Linked DNA regions of Homo sapiens: region 1 is linked to region 2. A link is a loop called in an ENCODE intact Hi-C map of the cell type or tissue named here. Cell type or tissue: dorsolateral prefrontal cortex. All regions are shown on one strand. Links, peaks and the distances in the headings refer to the core of each region. The heading gives the core; the rest is flanking DNA.

Region 1 (10,952 bases), core at 2,164-10,163, 86 kb after region 2:
TCAAAAATGGATCACAGCTTTACATAAAATGCAAAACTACAAAAGTTTAGAAGAAATTGTAGGAGAATATGTTTTGTACCTAGCACTACATGAAAAGGTCTTAGATGTGACGCTAGTCACTTTTTTTAAAAGTACGTTAAAAGTAATAAATTGGACTTCAGCAACATTTAAAAACAAACAATAACAACTTTTGGTCTACAAAAATTTATTTAGCAGAGGCTAAAGGTTAGTCATCTCTACCTCAACCACTAGCACTGCCATCATCCAGGGACCAAGCCAGAGACCATGGCCCTATCCTCCACATCACCCTCTACCTCTCCACATTCAATCCACCCAAACCCACAAAGACCAGGTCTCCAAGCCAGGCCTCTCTTCCCATCTGCACCCACTGGTCTAAGCTGCCACATCTCTCTCCAGGAAGCCTGCAGAACCACCACTCCCAACTGATCTCAGGCTACCCCCACTAATAATCTTGAGGACACCCACCACTGCTCACTGATTTTGAAGATGCTACACTATTCCTAACTGATCTCAAAGACCCCCCCCCACTACTCCTAAGTGATCTTGAGGGACCCCCATTACTCCTAAGTGATCCTGAGGGACCCCCATTACTCCTAAGTGATCTTGAGGGGCCCCCACTACTCCTGATTTTGAGGGCCCCCTACTACTAACTCATTTTGAAGGCCCCCTACTAGTCCTAACTCATTTTGAGGGTCCTCCACTACTCCTAACTGATCTTGAACCCCACCTCCTTTATAATCCACTCAACAGTCAGAGAGACCTTTGCCAAATGCATGTTGGGTCATGACTGAGCCCTTTTCCTTTGAGATCCACAAATACCATAACAGATCCGATGGACTGGAGGACCCAGACAGATAGCTGGGTTGGGGTGGGGAGTTCATGACACTGGTGTGCTGCTCTCCCAGCCCCTGCTCCATGGCACTCCATAGGGACAGCTGGTGGGAGAACCAGCAGAGTGGCTGGCCAGGTGAGCCCTGGCCTCAGGGCCAGGTTCCTCTGGCTTGGAGCACCGTTCGAAACACCATGCTGGGGAAAGGGGCACCCTCGTCCTGGCCAGCAGTGGCCCCAGGCTCCAGCAACTGGATTGCTTCCCACAGTGGGCAGGCGCTGGCCTCAATACTGGATGTCACCACTATTCAGTGACAAAGCCACAAGGCAGTGACTACTTTGGGGAACAGGACACATGCTCACATTCCCATTTCTTCTTCTGTTTGCTCGTCAGCAGGATGGTATCCATGGGGCCAGGTAAGCACCTTGAGGGCCCTTGGACCAAATAAAAGAGTGGACTGGCTGTGACCAACAGGATGAGGGCTCACAACAATCTTATTTTAAACTCTAAAGGAAATGTAACCTAATTTGAGGTGGTAAAACAGTAGAGCCAGGCATATCCTGCCAAAGACACACCCCTTGCTGCAGCCTGTCCTGGCATCCACTCAGCACCTGCACAGAAGCACGTGTGAGAGCCCTGCTCTCCTCTTCTATAAACTTCTATGGCTCCATATTCCAGGGACATCCCGGCTCCATTGAACCAAAAAGTGGGTTGAGAAACTAACTTGTGTGTGTGAGGGGATTCAGACAAGCTCTAAGAAGGGTGTCACTGCACCATGGTCAGGTATAAATAAGGGCATCGGTCACCATGTGCAAAGCCTCTTGGGACTAAGTTGGGATATAAACTCTTATATCAAGGCTGGGATTCTTAAAACAACATTAAACATCTTGTAATAACTTCCCTGGGAGATACTGTGGGCACTCACTTAATAGATACAAAATATAAATGATATTTTGGAAGTTGTATTATTTACTTTAAAAAAACTTTTTTTTGTTTATGTTATTTTGTCTTGCTAGCTCTTTAACTTGACCAGACTCTAACTACACAAAATAAAATCTCTTTTTAAAATAAAAATGACCTACAATGACTAGCAATCCCCATTAAAATTTCAAGACACAGGCAGCAGTTTCTGAAATAATTGTATAGACTATTATAAAATTGAAGCTTAGGCCAGGCATGGTGGCTCACACCTGTAATCTCAGCACCTTGGGAGGCCAAGGTGAGTGGATCACCTGAGGTCAGGAGTTCAAGACCAGCCTGGGCAACATGGTGAAACCCCATCTGTACTAAAAATACAAATAAATAAATAAATAAATAAATTAGCTGGGTATGGTGGCGCACGCCTGTAATCTCAGCTACTCAGGAGGCTGAGGCACGAGAATCATTTGAACCCGGGAGGTGGAGGTTGCACTGAGCTGAGATCGCACCACTGCACTCCAGCCTGGGCAATACAGCAAGACTTCGTCTCAAAAATTAAAAAATAAAAATAAAAATAAAAAATAAAATTGAAGCTTAAAGCTCACTCTCTAAATGATAGTAGTCTATTCTATTAGAATGATGAAAGGTAACATTACACTCTAGAGGTTATCAAGCGTCCTTTAATGTTACATATAGCATGAAGTTAACTGGACTGTTTTTCGGTCTTTTTTTCCCCCTTTAATAGACACTGGTAGTGGTGGAAAACATGCTTTTAAGGTAAATGCTCAGGTTTCAGAAAATACCACACAAGAACAGGAAATATTAAAATGGACAATAATGCCCAAATATTTCTCTTGAGGATTTAGATTTCACATTACTCAATCTAGTACATCCCATTACGAGAGTTTCCTAAAATAACTTTATAGAATTTGCTATCTACCACGGAAAAGGAATAGAATCTACTATCTATCACTATCCATCTACTACTGAGGATACAATCTACTATGTGCCATGGCAAAGGAATACCCAAAGTCACAGGCTTGTCACAGTACCACGCTGGGAGGGCTTCTGACAGACCACAACACCCTGCTGCTGAGGAATGCCGTCACCTGTGCAATGTGGAGAACAGAAAGTTGAACCTCTGCCAAGCAACAGAAGAGCCTGTGGTCTAGGTGGACCTATTAATCATCACTATAAAATAAAGCACCACCTCCAATACATCTGCTTGGTACACAGAGGTGGGGGCTGTGGTGTGGCAGAATTGCCTGGGGTGTGTGGTCAGAAGACTCAGGCTAAGCTCCAGCCCCTTTTTCTTCGTCACAGAGTCCCTTGGCAAGGCACTCAACTTGGACTTCAACCCAGGACCAGAAGATACTGTTGGCCTCAGAGAGAGTGAGAGGTGATTCTGACAGAAGACAGAGCCTGGGTCAAACCATGAACTGCCTCGGAAATGAGGCTGCTGAATGGTGGATGTCCTCAGCGTCCAAGGCACGCTCTGAAACACAGCCCTGACGATGCAGGACACAAGGAAGCCTCGAGGACACATGCAACAAGTGGTCAGTGACAATGTGGTGGCTCTACGCTGCCTCTGCCCCTCTACATAGTCACTTCCCTTACTACCCACCGAGTCAGTGTATCAGGGACAGCATGTGCTCCGCTGGTGGATGACACTGGCTGAGCATAGCAAGAAAAAGTTAATGGAGTTGCACGAACAAACACTGAACTAAAACGTCTTCATTTAAATACAGAATCTGCCTCTGTCAAGACCAGTACTCCTCTCTCAGATTTCTAAGAGTAACTGCTTACTAAAATGCCACTGTATTCCTGCTTGACCCAAAATTAATCCAAAATATACTCCAGGGCAATCAGAAAACTTCATGTACTCTACCTGGAAACCTTATTCTAGCTTCTACCTGCTGGAAAGAGTATTTTTGGAGAGATGGAATATGTCCTATGCTGAAGACCTGCATACCTGCCACCCAGCAATTCCACTCCTAGGTCCACCCAACAGAAATGCATCCAGATGTTTGGCAGAATATGCTTTAGAATGTCTCTCTTCCCATCTCCACCCATGCTCTAGAATGTCCAAAGCCATACTGTTCATAATAGCCCAAACTGGCGACCACCTGCATGCCCATCAACAGTGAATGCTGTATATTTGCACTGCACTGAGAATTAATGAGCTACAACTACACACAAGGCCCTGTATGAATCTCACACACATAATATTGAGTGAAAGGAGCAAAATGGAAAACATGCATCCTGCATGGTCCCACATACATAAAGCACAAAACAGGCAAATCTATGGTGTTAGAAGTGAGAGCAGTGGTGACCCCAGGGGGGTATGAGGGGCTCCTGCAGTGTGGGTGTGTTCTGTGTCCTGATCTAGGTGTGGATTATGAGGTGTGCTCAGTTACTTGGCTGCATTTATTAAGCTGCAAACTTCTGACGTGGCCTTTGTGCATGAGATTCTACTGCCATAAAAAGTGGTGCAGCCAAGGACTAAGGGAAAGAGAGGCTAGCAAGAGGGAGTGCCTCTCATGCCCTGCTCCCAGAACTTGTTTTTTCCCACCAGTTAAGCCAGCAAGAGATCAGATTTTCACAGCCGGAAGTGAAGCTGAATCCCTCTGATGGCTGGTTTCAATGGAGACTGTACTATCTACTCCAGGGAATGGGGGCTGGTGGGGGACAGAGAGGACACTGCACAGGCCAGTAATTAAGGTATGCTATTTAACAATATCACAAACGCACTCTGAATTCTGACAAGATTCGTGACTCTCCAAATTTACTGTGACTCACCTGTGATCTCCTCAAAACTGTGACAAAACCCTGACCTACTTAGGGCTGGGAAAGTGCCTGTAAATCACATCGCTGCCTCCCTATTTAAAGCATGTCTCTCATGACTTAAGCCATAGTAGAACAGAAGAAAATCCCAAATCCACTGTTGGGCCCAGAATTCCAAAAGATGGGCTTATATTTGCTACCTGCTCCAAAAACCCCAAATGCCAGTGTGACATGCATCCTAATTAATGCTCTCGGTTCCAGGAAGCCAAGGGCTGAGGGAATGGACGAGAAACTGCTGTGCACAAGCCTCCTAGAAGCACTGCTCCCTTCCTGCACACATCCAGGCTCACACCACTGCTATGCAGACCCTAGTCCCCATCCCACAATAGAAATGAGAAGGAGGACAGCCAGGCCTGGCTGCCCTTGTGCTCTGTCCTCACAGCATATGTGAGGAGTCGGGAAGTCTATCCCACTGGATTGCTTTCCTGAGGTCCAAGGGGCAAAATTCCCTAGGAAGGTGGCCTGGACGCTGGGAACAGTTACCTCCCCAACTTCTGGGGGAATTTCTCTTAGAAGGTTTAGTCTTCCCAGTGACAAGACATTTTTTTTTTCTGATCATAGCATTATAACTCAAGACAATTTTTAAAATATTTTTTCTCCAAAAAAAAAAAAAAAAAACCCCAACCATTAAGCCTTAACACAGTCAGTCTTCTTGAAAACATGTTCTGGCAGTGATCCTTATTTCTTTTGACAGTGATTTTTCCACACCTATGCTACTTTTCCAGCTCTTCCTTTAAAAATGTATCATTTTGAAATGACAATCTGTACAATTTCCATTTAACACAATTACAGCAGCCTTCTAGGCCCTGGCACAGAAGCAAGGCAATGTCCACAGCTTCTGCAAACATCTGTAACAACATCACAGATGAGCCCTTGCTTGGCAGAACCCCTGCTGAGCTGGGTGACAATAAACAAACCCTGGCTGTGTCACAGTCATTGTTTTTGGTCTGTTTTGTTTTTTGTTTCATTTTTTCTGCTACGCCTAACTCAAACTTAACAGGTTAAGGACTAGCAGGGCCACCTGCATCACATAATGATATGATGTCCAGGAGCATATGTCTGTTCCCTGTGGGCAGGTTCCAAGCCCTGCACCAAAGCACTCTTTGATGGTCCCCGATACACTGGAGTCATGTTTACTCCCTGCTAAACCACACGGTTTACATTGTGAGGTTCACAGTTTACACGGTTCGCACTGTGAGGACCACCCAGCCAGGCAGGAGGGCCATGACCTCAGGGGAGCAGGGCCACACCTTCAAGTTTTCCAATCAATCAGACCTCATTAATTCTCTCTGCAAAGCCCATCCAAAGTTCTAAGGACATACTCACTTCGACGGAATATTTGAAAATCAGGGGGAAAGAGTGAACTTTAATCATCTTATCATTTAAAGACACTTTCCACCTTTTCTCTGTGCCTTTTGACCTCTAGCATCCCAGGCACCCACACTGACACAGTACAGGATATGACAGAAAAGAGAATCAAGAATCGCACACTGCGCTGGGTGCGGTGGCTCATGCCTGTAATCCCAGCTCTTTGGGAGGCTGAGGCAGGTGGATCATGAGGTCAGGGGTTCGAGACCAGCCTGACCAGCATAGTGAAACCCCGTCTCTACTAAAAATACAAAAATTAGCCAGGCGCACGCCTGTAATCCCAGCTACTCAGGAGGCTGAGGCAGGAGAATCACTTGAACCCAGGAGGCGGAGGTTGCAGTAAGCCGAGATTGCACCACTGCACTCCAGCCTGGGTGACAGAGTGAGACTCCGTCTCATAAAATAAAATAAAATAAGAATCACACACTGGTTCCATGAGACCCCTTCCTGATGACACTGGAGATGCCTTCTTGTCCTTGGCCTCCTAACAGCCTGCTGTGAAGATACCTGCCTGTGTCTCCTGGTTCCTCATATACAACTCCCAGAACTCCTGATTCCATAGCCAGTAACGTGTCCCTCAAAAGGTGGAGGTTCCTCTACACAGTTCACCTTACTAAGCAGAAAACATCAATTACAAAAGCAAAACCAACACTCCCAACCTTCCGTAAAGGAAAAGACCTGATGCCACATAGGTAGATGGGTCCCACAGGAGGCCACGAGAGGCAATGCCCTGCCAGGAACAGTGCAAATCCTTTCTTCCTGTCACTCAGGGCCCTGCTTACTGCCTCGGGGACCATTCCCAGGACTTGGTGTCCCCATCTGTGAGCTGGAGACATGGCTACCACTGGCAGAGCTCCCATAAGAATTCATGTGGGATACAAGGAAGACCCTGCTACCCCCAGCAAACAGAGAGCCTCCTGTATGAGCTCTTCTCTCCTTCACAGTCGATAGGAGGCACCCTCCATGGTGGGCTCCTGAGAGAGCCCCGAAATAGGCTGCCTTCTTGCCATTCAAACCCCTTCTGGTTCCCATGTTACAGCTGGTTTAAAATAATAATTAAAAAGCAGGATTCTTCAGCATGCCAGCCATCCCTCCTCCCCAGGCACTGGGCATCCTCTCACCTGCGCTAGGCGACATAAACCTGTTTCCCTCATGGCTCTGAACACACCTTGTTCCATGTCCTGTACCTCTCCATCTCAAGGGGAGGAGAATTGAAAAGGCTGCGGAGCCACACTCAGTGCAGATTCTGGCCCCTACTTCTGTCCTGATTCTGCCCCAGGTTTCAAGTAGGTAGGGTGCACACTCGTGCACATCAGAAACCACGCGGGTAAGCCACAGGAGTAGCCAATATTTACATGCACCCACCATCTCTCTCGTCCTCTGTGAAGCTGGCCTCACGCCGGCTCCAACCACACGATGCACCCAGGGCCACAGAGGATCCGGCTCTGGGCAGGGGAATCATGCTCAGCACTTGGCCATGTTTTACAGATCCCCAGCCCCCAACCAGCATGTTGAGGCCCCCTCAGGAAGGGCTGGCCTGGGGACTCTGCGACCTCCCACTGCTCTTCATACTAGGCCCCTCCTAGCACCTCTGCAATGCCATCTTCCACCCTGTACCCTCTACCCACTCTGGCAGACGTGCCAGGACCCAGTGGTATTCTAACCTGGCCTAAGCACTTGCCAGGGAGGGCCTGAGTGAGCATGGAGCACAAAGCGCTTGGAGTGCAACCACAGACAATCCACAGACCCGTTGGGGGTTGGTGGCTCCCCCATGCAGGAGGAGGTCTGGGGACTCTACGGGACACCATGCACAAGAGAGCCCACAGGCCTGGGGTCTGATAAGGAGGATCTCTCAGGATGGCGGCCCCACAGTGTGGGATGCCAGGGACTCAGCTGTTCCAGGGGCTGCCTCCACCTGCTCCTCCCCTGCCCTTGGCTGGCTCTGCCCCTCTGCTGGACAGGCTCTCGGGCTTCAAGCCCCTGCAACTCCACAGCCCTGCTCTGCTCACCTTTGTCCTTCAGACTCTCTCTACCTCCTGTCTTCTGGGACTCTGCTCTTATTTCCAGTTGTCTGATTTCTTCCATATTTCCCAATTCAGATCCCCAAGGAATCCCACTTTCAGATATGATCAACATGACTCTTTCCTGAGCGCTTTCCACCAGATGGGTAAGTTGGCCCACTGGCCAGTCTAGAGCCTGTGGCCCAAACTGTCTTTTTCTTTTTTGGGTAGAGGTTTGTGGAGGAAGGGTATGGGATTACATATAAACTCTTTGGGTATGTTGCCAAGGACTAAGTTAAGAAAGCTGGAAGGAGCACATATTGCAGATATCAGAGTAAAATTGTGAAGGGAGCCCACTGAGAACCCTAAAGAACAGGAAAAAGGGGAGAACTCTGACAATGGAATAAGAACGGGCAGGAACTGGTATGGCTCACTCGTCTCCAATGACCTGCCAGGCTGCACTGGCAAGATTCATCTACTCAACCTGGAGCACCTCCGCAGCAAAGCCATGGTGCCCAGCCCCCGGTGAGCCCCCATCAATATCCAGTTCAACAACCACCGCACATTCAACACAGTGTCACATGGCCACTGAAACCTCGGTTTAAGAAGAATATTTATAACACGGAAAAGGCTCAAGAAATGATGTCCGTGACAAGAAAAACCAAACCAGATAAAACATTTTTTAGCATATATGATTATTTACTTTTTTCGCATATATGATTATTTATGTCTTCTCCAACGAGTAGGTATTTTTCTAAAGAGTACTTGCTACTTTCACGAGTTTAGACAAAAAGTCTGTTGAAAGAATAAGCAGATGACACAATGCCAAGGGCAGCAAGATTTAGGATAGACTAAATTTAGAGATAGAGACAATGAAAAGCCAAGGGTCGCCTTGTTGTTCCCTGCTAGGCAGGGCAGGGAAGGACAGTCCTCCTCCTCTCCCAGGCTATGCCAAGAGGGCAGGGCACCCCGCAGGCCTGCCGTAGCCTGGGCATCCTTGTGAGTGAATGGGCCTGCAAGGGGCTAGCACAGTATGTCAGGGCACACAGAGGGCGTGATGGGGCTGCAGTGGACCCTTTCCATAAATATGTGTCCCAGGTGTAAATACAGTTCATACATGCTGCATGCTTCTGAAACAATTCCACCCATTCCCAACATGCAGGAGGGCAGTGCCTAGAGCCAGGCCACTGTGCACACATGCCTGATACTGAGTTGGTTGTGAGTACATGATAGAAATGAAAAAAGGGTGTGATCATGGTCAAAGAGCAAGACAGCCGCTCTCCTCCACTAAGGACTAGTGATGTTCCTTCTCGTTCCTTTACTACGAGAAGGAGGCTATTTGTAAAGGTCCCAGGTCACAGTGACTTGGTAATACATACTTTACTCCAGGGAAGCAGTAAAATGGCCTCTGACTCCCACATCTACTGGGGTTGGTTACTGCAGGGCTCTGTGGGGGCACTGAAGGCATAAGGGTTTGCAACACAGGGAAGACCTTGCTTTGGAGATCTGAAGAGCTCTGATAATGTCGTGACCATGAAAATCACTATTACCATGGATAAGATTCACAAAGCCATGCGGACCTGTGTCTTAGTCCATTCACGCACTGGTATAAAGAAATACCTGAGACTGGGTAACTTATGAAGAAAAGAGGTTTAATTGACTCACAGTTCCACAGGCTTAACAGGAAGCATGGCTGAGAGGACTCAGGAAACTTACAATCATGCTGAAAGACCAAGGATAAGCAAGCGCGTCTTACCACATTGGAGCAGGAGAGAAAGCAAAGGGGGAAGGAAGTGCCACACATTTTTAAATGATCAGATCTCGTGAGAACCCACTCACTATCATGAGAACAGCAAGAGGGAAGTCTACCCCCATGATCCAGTCACCTCCCAGCAGCCCACACCTTCAACATGTGCAGATTACAGTTCCCACATGAGATTGGGGAGGGGACACAGAGCTAGATCATATCAACCTGCAACTTGCCCTTCAGGAGTGAGGTCCCTAACTGCAGAGTCCCTCGAAGAACACACATTCAGTGAGGCAGGCTCATGGCTTACAGGAGCGGCCTCACTGCCTGCAGGTGCTGAGCAAGGAAAGGCAGGGAAAGGCTTTGGGAAGGGAAACCAAAGGTGTCACACGAGAGGCAGGGGCTAGGGTCTTGAAGAGAAGGCCCTGCTGGGCACGCAGGGAGGGGCAATAGCAAAAACAGGGGTAAGGCAGCCATGACTGCTGTGGGATTGAGATGAGGGGGACGTGCAGACCAGTCTGCCTGGGGAAGCATCAAACCCTGAACTTTAAGTAATGGTTCCCCAGTTGTAGGTAATACTCTAAAAAACTGTGCTTTTTATTTTTAAAAAAAAACAGTTTTCTCTCACTGAGCTTGCAGAATTTAAGAAATTTCAGTCAGAAGTCCACAAATAGGCTCCAGAACATCCCAGCCATCAACCTCTAAGCTGCCTCTCTCCTTTCTTTGCCCTCCGGCCTTCCCAAAGCCTTTCCCTGCCTTCCCCTGGTCTGACTCAGCAGTCATCTCTTGAGATCATGTGCTCTTCCATATCCAATGCTTTGTATTTTTTAATCTCGTTGATAGCAAACAAATAGAGTTCTGAAAAATATGGTATGCTCAGTTGTGAAAGGCTGGTGAGTTCTTTGCCTCTGCCCAGCTGAGAGTTCCTGGAGGGGCCCACATTGCTCCAACAGTAGCTCAGCACTCAAAGTCAGAGAGCATGCACTGGGCACTCTCAGGCCTTGGCATACAAATGCACCAGTTGCTGCCCTGTCCTTTTATGGATCCACATCCCAAGCTATTTCCAACTTCAGAGTTAGAAACAGGCCTGCAGTTGCTTGTCTGTAAGGATTTTATTTCTCCTTCACTTATGAAGCTTAGTTTGGCTGGATATGAAATTCTGGGTTGAAATTAAGAATGCTGAATATTGGCCCCCACTCTCTTCTGGCTTGTAGAGCTTCTGCTG
Region 2 (10,952 bases), core at 2,210-10,209:
TGTTACTCTAAAATCCATTGGTCTAGCTTACACTTCAAATGAATCTTTTATTCATGCATAATTTTGCTACATCATGCATTAGTCATCTGGAAAACATTAGCTTGCTGAGTTATGAAACTTTTTCAAATGTTGACATACTATATATTATGCAATATCAAAAATCACATTCACTAATATTACCGCCAATATTAATGCAGAATTTAAGTGCTGGTAAGCTATTTAGGTCATGTTTTAAAGAATATGAATGTTGACTGGAAAGCAACAAATGGTATTAATTGTTTTAACTGAGAGACTTACCCTCATCATTTTTGAAAAAAAAAATCTTTGCCATATAACAAAGTCTGAGTAAACATAGTTTGTCAGTCATTCTTTCAGGTAAAAGTGGTGTTTCATGGAAAAGGGGGCCAGTTCAGCTTGCAACTGAAACAACTGCACAGATGGTGATTTCGTTTTAAGACCACCATCATCATATGCAGCAGAAGTGCTCAGAATATTAAAACGACTTGTAGTCAAGGGTCAATATTTAATAAAATGAATCATTTTTACTGTTTCATCAGGGACATTACTAAGGGAAATTAGCATTTACTTTTACATTGTGCAAAACAGTGAGGAATACAATGACTAATGGCGCAGTTTGATGCCACAAGCTTGATTCAAGCTAAGGTGCCAGCAGTTTTACCACCATTACTTCTTGTACCATGGCCCAAATGTTCACATAGTGAAAAAGGCAAATGACTTTTTTTTTTTAAGCAAACTCCCAAAAAAAGAAATCTCCAGATCCAGGCAGTGTCACTGAAGAATTCTACCAAATATTTATTTATATTTCCATAGGTTATTGGGAGACAGGTGGTGTTTGGTTACACGAGTAAGTTCCTTAGTGGTGACGTGTGAGATTTTGGTGCACCCATCACCCAGGCAGTATACACTGTACCCTATTTCTAGTCTTTTATCCTTCACCCCCTTCCCACTCTTTCCCCAAGTCCCCAAAGTCCACTGTGTCATTCTTATGCCTTTGCATCCTCATAGCTTAGCTCCCACTTATGCATGATAACATACAATGTTTGGTTGTCCATTCCTGAGTTACTTCACTTAGAATAATGGTCTCCAATCTCATCCAGGTTGCTGCAAATGCCATTAATTCATTCCTTTTTATGACTGAGTAGTATTCCATCATATATATATATATAACCTGTGAGATATATATATATATATTATATATATATATATATATTATATATATATATATATATCTCACAGTTTCTTTATCCATTCCTTGATTGATAGGCATTTGGATCAGTTCCACATTTTTGCAATTGAGAATTGTGCTGCTATAAACACACATGTGCAGTTATCTTTTTTTGTATAATGACTTTTCTCTGGGTAGATACCAAGCAGTGGGATTGCTGGATCAAGTGGTAGTTCTACTTTTAGTTCTTTAAGGAATCTCCACACTGTTTTCCATAGTGGTTGTATTAGTTTACATTCCCACCAGCAGTGTAGAAGTGTTCCCTGTTCACTGCATCCATGCCAACATCTACTATTTTTTGATTTTTTTGATTATGGCCATTCTTGCAGGAGTAAGGTGGTATTGCATTATGGTTTTGATTTGCATTTTTCTGCTCATTAGTGATGTTGAGCATTTTTTCATATGATTGTTGGCCATTTGTATATCTTCTTTTGAGAATTGTCTATACATGTCCTTAGCCTACTTTTTAATGGGATTTTTTTTTCTTGTTGATTTGAGTTCATTGTAGATTTTGGATATTAGTCCTTTGTCAGACATATAGATTGTGAAGATTTTCTCCCACTCTGTGGGTTGTCTGTTTACTCTGCTGGCTGTTCCTTTTGCCATGCAAAAGCTCTTTGGTTTAATTAAGTCCCAGCAATTTATCTTTGTTTTTATTGCATTTGCTTTTGGGCTCTTGGTCATGAAATCCTTGCCTAAGCCAAGGTCTAGAAGGGTTTTTCCAATGTTATCTTTTAGAATTTTTATAGTTTCATGTCTTAGATTTAAGTCTTTAATCCATCTTAAGTTGATTTTTGTATAAGGTGACAGACAAGAATCCATTTTCATTCTCCTACATGTGGCCAGCCAATTATCCCAGCACCATTGTTGAAAAGGGTGTACTTTCCCCACTTCGTTTTTGTTTGCTTTGTTGAAGATCAGTTGGCTGTAAGTATTTCGGTTTATTTCTGGGTTCTCTATTCTGTTCCATTGGTCTATGTGCCTGTTTTTATAACAGTACCATGCTGTTTTGGTGACTATGGGCTTATAGTATAGTTTGAATCATGTAATGTGATGCTTCCAGATTTGCACTTTTAATATTATTATGAAAATCATTTTGACATTGTGAACCTCCTGAAAGCTTCTCAGGGACCCCAGGGGTCCACAGACCACAGTTTGAGAACTGCTGGAGTAGGGGTATGAAGGAGGTTCTCCTGGAATAACTGGTTGGTCTCCTTATTAGTCTAGTTGGCTGGCACAGAAGGAAGACGAAGAGAGTGAGAGAGACAGAGAGAGAGAGAGAGATGGTGTGTGTGTGTGATTATGTGTGTGTTCCTCTGTGTTCGTGTGTGTGTGTGTGTGTGTGAAAGAGAGAAGAGAGATAATTCTATTTAAGGAGGAGAGAGATGAAGGGAAGGTGGGAAGAGGGGAAGTGAAGGTGGGAGAGAGAATAAGGGAAGATAGGAGAGAGGGAAGGAGGAGGAATGGAAGGAGGGGGAAAGTGAGGAAGTATTAATAATATGTGGCATACATGGTTTTTTAGCCTGATGGTGCCAGAAGCATTTGAAAACACAAGAGAACTTCTTCATATATCTGAGGGCGAGCTAGAATGCTACAGGGTGAGAACTCTCAATGGGGCCTTTCCTGTCCATTAGTATCAGATAGGAAGCATCATGTAAGGAAAACCTAAACTGTGCAGTCCTTAAACAAAAGTGCTAGTCTTTGGCTGGGCACGGCAGCTCACGCCTGTAATACCAGCACTTTGGGAGGCCGAGGTGGGTGGATCACGAGGTCAGGAGATCGAGACCATTCTGGCTAACACGGTGAAACCCCGTCTCTACTAAAAATACAAAAAAATTAGCCAGGCGTGCTGGCGGGCGCCTGTAGTCCCAGCTACTTGGGAGGCTGAGGCAGGAGAATGGTGTGAACCCAGGAGGTGGAGCTTGCAGTGAGCAGAGATTGCGCCACTGCACTTCAGCCTGGGAGACAGAGCGAGACTCTGTCTCAAAAAAAAAAAAAAGTACTGGTCTTCAACGTCAAAGAAATTTTCAAGTAAGAATGGTGTTTTCACTGAAATGCTTCTCAATCTACCTTCGAGCTTTGGCCTTGCCTGTTTGCTTGTTTTCCACCCAGTGGCGGCCTAGGTCTGTTAACAGACTGGCAGCCAGGCAGGCAGCAAGGCAAACAGGGGGTGTGCAGTGGCTGGTGTTGTCTACCTGGTGTCCGCTAGAAAGGGGTTATGGGCTTAAGCCTTCTGCAAAGGCGTATCATGAGTCACAGAGCAAGGGAGCAGAGCTGAGGACTCCAGCCTCACCTCCAGTGGGGACTCCGCTGAAGATGAGCCCAGCTGCTGCCCCTTGCCCAGTCTTGCCCCACTGGCCATGGAGTTAGCTGTGCCCAGTAACACTTCAGCGCCTGTGGACACCTGCTTTCAACTTCCACACCTCTGACTAAGGGCCTGTGGGTCCTCTGTTGCTTTTTCTTTCTAAACACAGAATAACTCTTTTACAGTGTATCTTTCTTTTTATTTTGTAGTTTGAGTTTTACATTATTACCATTCATCATTATTTTAACTTCTCTTTACTTATTAAATTGGAACAGGGATTTCTCCTGCAAACAATAATTGTGAGAATAATGTAGACATTAAAGAAAACCTTTTTGTTTCTCCTCTCAAGGTACTTTTCAGGGCCCTGGAAATGTCTATAAGACAGTCTTGCCACTGTGGTCCCAGAGAAGGCCATAAAGTCAGTGCTGACGCACAAAGTCACTGTCCTCGTGATGTAATCAACTATGGCCTCAATGCTCCATCCCCCAAAGCTAACATGGCCAGGGTGACAGAGACAGGGCTGCCCTCTCATCCATTCACTGGGTCCTTTCTGAGGACAGGAATGCATAAAAACCCAGTGTACCCAACACACACACACACACACACACACACACACACACACACACACACACACACACACACACTGCTTTTAGTAACTCTGAACCAGCTCAAGTTAAATAAGAATATGGGGATAGCCTATGCAAGATAAATAAATTAGATGAAATCAGCTTACAATTTACCATTATTTGGAATTTTGACAAAACTTCTGGCCTCACACCAGCTACTGCGGACCTAACAACTACTCAGCATCCCTCTTGCTTCTAAGGAACAGTACGCACAAGAAAGCAGTAAAGATTGTATACTGGGTATGTGGGGGCCACCGAAGTTGCTCCATGACATAGAAATGATGGCAGGAAACCATCCTCTTCCTCAAAGCAGGAGATCTCTCCTGTCTCCTCGGAGCCACTGGAATGCCACTGGACTGAGCAGGGTTAGATGGCACAGGCACACATCACATGGAGGCTCTTTAACCTCTGTCCCTGTCCAGATGAACCCAACTTCACTGTGCTGTCATATCCACTCCCATACCCCAGCTCCTGCTTTTCTCTAAGGCAGAGGCAGATCTCATTAATCCTGCACCTCCTGGTGCTGAATCTCCAGGGATCTTAAGTTGGAGCCCAGACAGCCAGGGATCTAATTCTAACCCCAAAGTTTGGGGAAGTTACTTCATCTCTTCTTTTATACAATGTGGATGGAAATGGCGCCTTCCTCATAGGGTTACTGCAGGGATGAAATGAAATAATATATATATTATATATATATATACGTTTATATATATAAAGGGTTCTTGGCACAGAGAAAGGACTTGCTAGAGGTTAGATCTCACTATACCACTCCTAGTACCACTGCTACTGCTACCACTTAAACACAATGGTCAAGAGGACAACTGCAATATTATTTCCAATAACCCCAGAAATACATAAATACATAAATCAATGTAACAAGGAGATTTGGGAGCCAGCCCCTGGACATTACCAGCCAGCCGCAACGTATTCCCATGTATTGTATTCCCATGAATTGTACCATGGGCAACCCTGGCCCTAAGGAGACAAAATCTCTCTTCCAAGACACAAACCCACAGTCACTAATGAAATGTCAATTACATTTCAAAGTGTAATTGTGGGTCACTTTCATCTGGACAAAGCAGTTTATATGGTAAATTAGAATTTGATAAGGAAGCCCTTTAAAATAATTCTATAGAATTCTTTGAGCATTGTCAGTGCCTTGAGTAAACAAATATTCCACAAAAATTAATAGGAGGATGTGAAGAGGCTTTCACAAATGAGGTTGACCCACTGATGATCGTTAGAACAGATGTGGCAAGATCTGTGTCACCCCAAAACAACGGCCAGATTCTCACTTGAACAAGCATAACAATATTCAATGCTAGGTAGTTTGACATATTTTAAGGGAACTCACAAAAATAAATGTCTTCGATTTTTATTTCATATGAATCCTAAAACGTAGGTTTTCATTTACTTTTAATGTTGACAAATTATCAAAATGGACTGAGGGACCTTAAAAGTCATGTAGTCAAAGTTCAAAAACTGCCTCAAGATAGCTACCTCCTCTTAAACACATATAAAACTGTAGAAATGGATAGTATCATTTAGATAAAGGGAAATACCAACATGTCTGTCACACACACACACACACAAAATCAAACACACAAACAAGCAAAACAGGAAACAATAGTGCCTTCCTGCTAAGCATGTGGTCATCGCCCTCTGGGCACACAGCCAAGAACGGCCCTGCTGTGTAAGTCAGGAGCTTCAGCTGGTCTCATTCTACTGAGTCTTTCTCCAATCTGGGCCTTTGACTCTAAAATTAGCAGGTACGATCACACAAACTCTGCAGAAACCTCCCTTCCCCGACGCTCTTCTAACTGCATTTTACAAGCATCCCACATCAGTGCCAGAACTGTATTCTCCTCTCTAGCTATGGGAATACTGCTCGAACCAGAGAGCAGACATGGTCATTTATAAAGACTATGACTTGCATTGGAACATCACAAAACTAATATGTTCTAAAAATATATAGCAATCAACAATTCACCCATAGTGGGGAGGATTATTTTGCTTCAGCTCAAGACTTTGCCAAGCTCCAGACCTGGAGCTAATGGCTTCTTTGACATCTCCAACTGGATGAAGCACAACTTCCTCAAACTCAACACGACTCCATCAGAAATCATCAAATCTCCACTCAACGCTGCACCCCACCCAGTATTTACCATACAAAAAAAACTGGGGAGCTTTTTTAATGTCCTGATTTAGCCTGGGCTTCAACCACAGTGATTTTGATGTAATTTTGATTTTGATGTCTGGGATGCTATCTAGGCATTGAAGTGTTTTTCTGACCTGCCCCCTCCAGGGTTTAGAATCACTGCTCTAGATATTTTAAATCCCTAATAATTTAATGGGTCTACACCTCCTCTCGTGGGTTGTCAATCTTAAAATGCTCTAAGATTGCTATAACCCTCCACCCAGGGACACTGCAGTCCATATCAATGTGCCATTGGGAGCTATGCAAGGCAGCAGCTCTGTATTTCCAGGCCTCGAGGTCTCCAGCACTCCACGCTCTCTTGTAGCAGCCATCAGCTCTGTCTCTGTATTAGAATCACTTGTGCATCTTTTAAAAGACACTAATGCTCAGAGATCCTGAACCAATGGGCTTGAATCCCACTGATAAATTTTTTAAAGGTCCCCAGGTGACCATAATATGTGGCCAGAGTCAATTACCACTTATTTGGCACCTACCCCAAAGAGAACTACTAATTTCTGCAAGGTATCCAATGGCCATGTGTGCATGAGTCTGCCCTTCTCAGGGCCTACATTCTGCTAATCCTGTCACTTCTCACACTTTCCTCCTTCTGAGTCCTGCTTCTTTAACTGCCTCACCTAATAGATCGTGGCTTACCACATTGGCATGCATTTTTGCCTTTTCGTTTTTGAGATGGAGTCTTGCTCTGTCACCCAGGATGGAGTGCAGTGGTGTGATCTCAGCTCACTGCCACCTCTGCCTCCCGGGTTCAAGCAATTCTCCTACCTCAGCCTCCCGAGTAGCTGGGATACAGGCGTGCACCACCATGCCTGGCTATCTTTTGTATAGTAGTGCAGGGTTTTGCCATGTTGGCCAGGCTGGTCTCAAACTCCTGACCTCAAGTGATCCTGCTGCCTCAGCCTCCCAAAGTGCTGGATTACAGGCATGAGCCACCACACCCGGCCAGAGTCATGCTTTTACACATAATATTCATGCTTTGTCCATGCTTCCCTCTACTCTGCATCACTTACTCTGGACTTGTACCAAACCTGAACATCACTGGAAAAAAATCTTAGAACTCTGATGACTAGGCTGTCTTCAAATTTATATCATATAGGCACTGAAAACTGCTAAATTGTTTTATTTTCATGGAAATTTCACTTTGTTATTCCCCAAGATGACAATTTCATACTTTTCTGTTTTTCTCAAATTTCCAACAAACTCTTTCCCTTCAGTCTCCCTTATAACTTTGCTACCTACTCCACACAGTGGTCTAATGGAGAACTCTTGATCTTCCCTATCATTATTCTTCAGCTTCTGTACCCTCATCCTTCATCCTTCTCTCACCTTACCTCCCTTTGGATGCTACCCTCCTCACCTGCTAAAAGTTACTAAGGGACATCATCCTTCCAATTAGCCCTGATTTCCACTGTTTCATCACTTCCTTCTTCTCTATATGAGATGTTTTTAAGTTGCTCATCTTAAAAATCAACTTCATATCTCCCTCCAGCTACCAATCCTTTTTATGCTGTCCTTTATAGCAACAATCTTTGAAGATTTATCTATACTCTCTGTCACCAAATGCTCACTTCTTCTCCCTTCATTTTATAAAGATACTTTCACTGGAATTAGAATTTTAGTTTTGCAGGGTTTTGTATTGAACACATTGAAGTTATCTTCCGTTGTCTTCCAGTTCCCAGTGTTGCTGTTAAAAGATATCCCATATTCATGGGCCAGAAAATGCAATGTTGCTAAGATGGCAATACTCCTTAGATTAATGTACAGATTCAACCCAATCCCTTTCAAAATTCCAGCTGGCTTTTTTTTCAGAAATTGACAAGCTGACCCTAAAATTCATATGGAAATTCAAGGGATTGAGAATAGCCAGGATAATCTCGAAAAACAAAGGAGGACTCACATTTTCTGACTTTAAAATTTATGATAAATCCACAATAATTAAGATAGTATGGTATTGGCATAAACCCTTGCATTTATGTCTGGTTGATTCTTTACAAGAGCAGCAAGATAATTTTGTGGGGAAAGAACAGGTTTTTTTGGGTTTTTTTGTTTTTTTGTTTTTTTAACAAATAATGGTCGGGCAACTTAGTATCCACAAGTGAATGAATAAAGTTCTATCCTTACTTCACACTGTACACAAAAATTAAGACAAGATTGATCATGAGCCTCCTAAACCTAAGAGACAATAGCATAACAACACTTAGAAGAAAACATAGCAGTAAATCTTTGTAATCTTGAGTTAGGCAATAATTTTGTAGGTACAATAACAAAAGTACAATCAACAAAAGAACAGATAAATTGAACTTCATCAAAATTACAAATATTTATAGTTTTTTCTCAAAGAACACTATCAAGAATATGGAAAGGCAACCTACAGAATGGGAGAAAATATTTGCACAATGTACATCTGATAAGGGACTTGTATACAGGATATATACAACTCAATAATAAAAACACAAATAACCAATAAAAATGGACAAAGGATTTGAATAGATATTTCTCAAAAGAATACATAAAACCAGTCAATAATCACATGAAAAGATACTCAACATCACTAGTCATTAAGGAAAAGCAAATCAAAATCACAACGAAATATAACTTCACACCCACTAGGATGGGTATAATAAGAAAGACAAACAATAATAAGTGTTGACAAAGATGTGGAGAAACTGGAAATCTTATACTCTGCTGGTAGGAACATAAAATGATACAGCTACTTCAAAAAATAGTTCAGCAGTTACTCAAAAGTTAAGCATAGAATTCCCATATGACCCAGACATTCTACTCCTAGGTATATACCAAAGAGAAATGAAAACATATCTGTATATGAATTGTCATAACAGCATTACTCATATTAGCCAAAAGTAGAAAAACCCAAATATCCATCAACTGATTAACAGATACATGCAATGTGATATATCCATACAATTGAATATCAATCAGCAATGAAAAGGAAGGAAGTACTGGTACTTACTACAACATGGATGAACCTTGAAAACATTAAGTGAAAGAAGCCAAACACCAAAGATAATATATTATATGATGCCATTTGTATAAAATGCCCTGATAAATCTGTAAAGACAGAAGATAGATTAATGGTTGCCTACAGAGGGGGGCATGTGTGTAAGTCACTGGTAATGGGTAAGAATTTCTTTTTGGGGTAATGAAGTGTTCCAAAATTAAATTGTGCGAATAGTTTCATATATCTGTGAATATACTAAAAATCAATAAACTGTACTTTTAGTGGGTGAATTATGGTATGTGAATTATATCTCAACCAAATTGGTTTTTCAAAACTAACAGTAAAATCAATGATGTGGTAGCAATTCTGCAGTGGCAGGAGTGGTGGCCACAGCTTCCAGGCATGTTCCTAAAACTCTGAGGGAGGGGAATTCTCCTCTCTGCCCACAGGAGCTGTGGTCTCAAGGGCTTGGAGCAAATCCTCATTGCTTTTTTTCTCTGTCCTCCCACCATTTAACCTCCACACAGATAAAGTCATAAAGTACAAGACAAAGCAGGGACACTAAAGCCCTGGCTATCTGATCAAAGGACACTGAAAGGAGCATAAAGAACCAGAAAGACTGTGAAGAGGAGGAGCTCAAGAAAGTAACCCTGTAAAGGGAGGTGTGATCTTCTGGCTCACCTCTGAGCTGTGCATGCACGAATCTAACCCTAAACAGTACACCAAAGGCTTTGATTATAGAACTATAGGACTAGCTATCATCCAGGTCCCAGGCTTGCCACTGAGTGGTGCGTAAGCTATAGAAGGATCCAAATAGCATAGCGAAAGCTCTGAAAACAGACTCAACTTTGGAACCACATCCCTGAAAGGGTCAGAACTTGAAGCCTGAACCTAGCTATGTAGATTGCCTGATAAAACAAACAAAATCAATATTCTCCTTATGATAAGACATAGAGTCTGATAACGTAATATTCCAAATGTCCAGGATTCAATCCAAATTACTTGGTACACAAATGACCAGGAAAATCTTTACTACAAGAAAAGAGAAAAACAACATATGCTACTCCGAGACGACAAAAATATTGGCAAAAGCAGACAAAAGCAGCTATAATAACCATGCTCCAAGACGTAAGAATAAACAAATGTAAAGACAGAAGTCAGCCAGGTGCGGTGGCTCACGCCTGTAATCCCAACACTTTGTGAGGCTGAGGCAGGCGGATCACCTGAGGTCAGGAGTTCAAGACCAGGTTGGCCAACATGGTGAAACCCCATCTCTACTAAAAGTACAAGAATCAACTGGGCCTGGTAGCATGTACCTATAATCCCAGCTACTGGGGAGGCTGAGGCAGGAGAATCACTTGAACCCAGGAGATGGAGGTTTCAGTGAGCAGAGATCGTGCCACTGCACTCCAGCCTGGGCAACAGAGCGAGACTCCATCTCAACAACAACAACAACAACAACAACAACAAAAGACAGAAGTCTCAGTAAAGAAAAAAGATATAAAGAAGAATCAAGTGGAAATTTTAGAGATGAAAAATACAATAGCTGACATGTAAAAAATGTTCTTTAGATGGGTTAAATGGCAGAATGGAGATAGCAG

The links. A loop is a pair of places that touch in the nucleus more often than their neighbours do. Peaks named below come from ENCODE experiments on the same cell type or tissue, not always from the same donor. Only the 100,000 strongest peaks of a DNase experiment are listed, where the experiment ranks them.
Region 1: a loop joins it to region 2, with 2.4 times the contacts of the local background. A loop is called at or near these places in 3 of 110 quality-filtered maps.

Annotation. Positions count from the first base shown.
Region 1 is chr15:31,838,120-31,849,071 of GRCh38, forward strand. The region is part of intron 1 of OTUD7A (OTU deubiquitinase 7A); the gene reads right to left. Among named protein-coding and RNA genes, the nearest start is that of OTUD7A, 27 kb to the right of the region's middle. In dorsolateral prefrontal cortex, for the core only: no CTCF peak of the experiment used is centred there; DNase peaks (open chromatin) are centred at 3,322 and 5,462; H3K4me3 peaks cover 855 bases; H3K27ac peaks cover 8,000 bases.
Region 2 is chr15:31,752,491-31,763,442 of GRCh38, forward strand. The region is part of intron 1 of OTUD7A (OTU deubiquitinase 7A); the gene reads right to left. Among named protein-coding and RNA genes, the nearest start is that of OTUD7A, 110 kb to the right of the region's middle. In dorsolateral prefrontal cortex, for the core only: no CTCF peak of the experiment used is centred there; a DNase peak (open chromatin) is centred at 5,851; H3K27ac peaks cover 3,255 bases.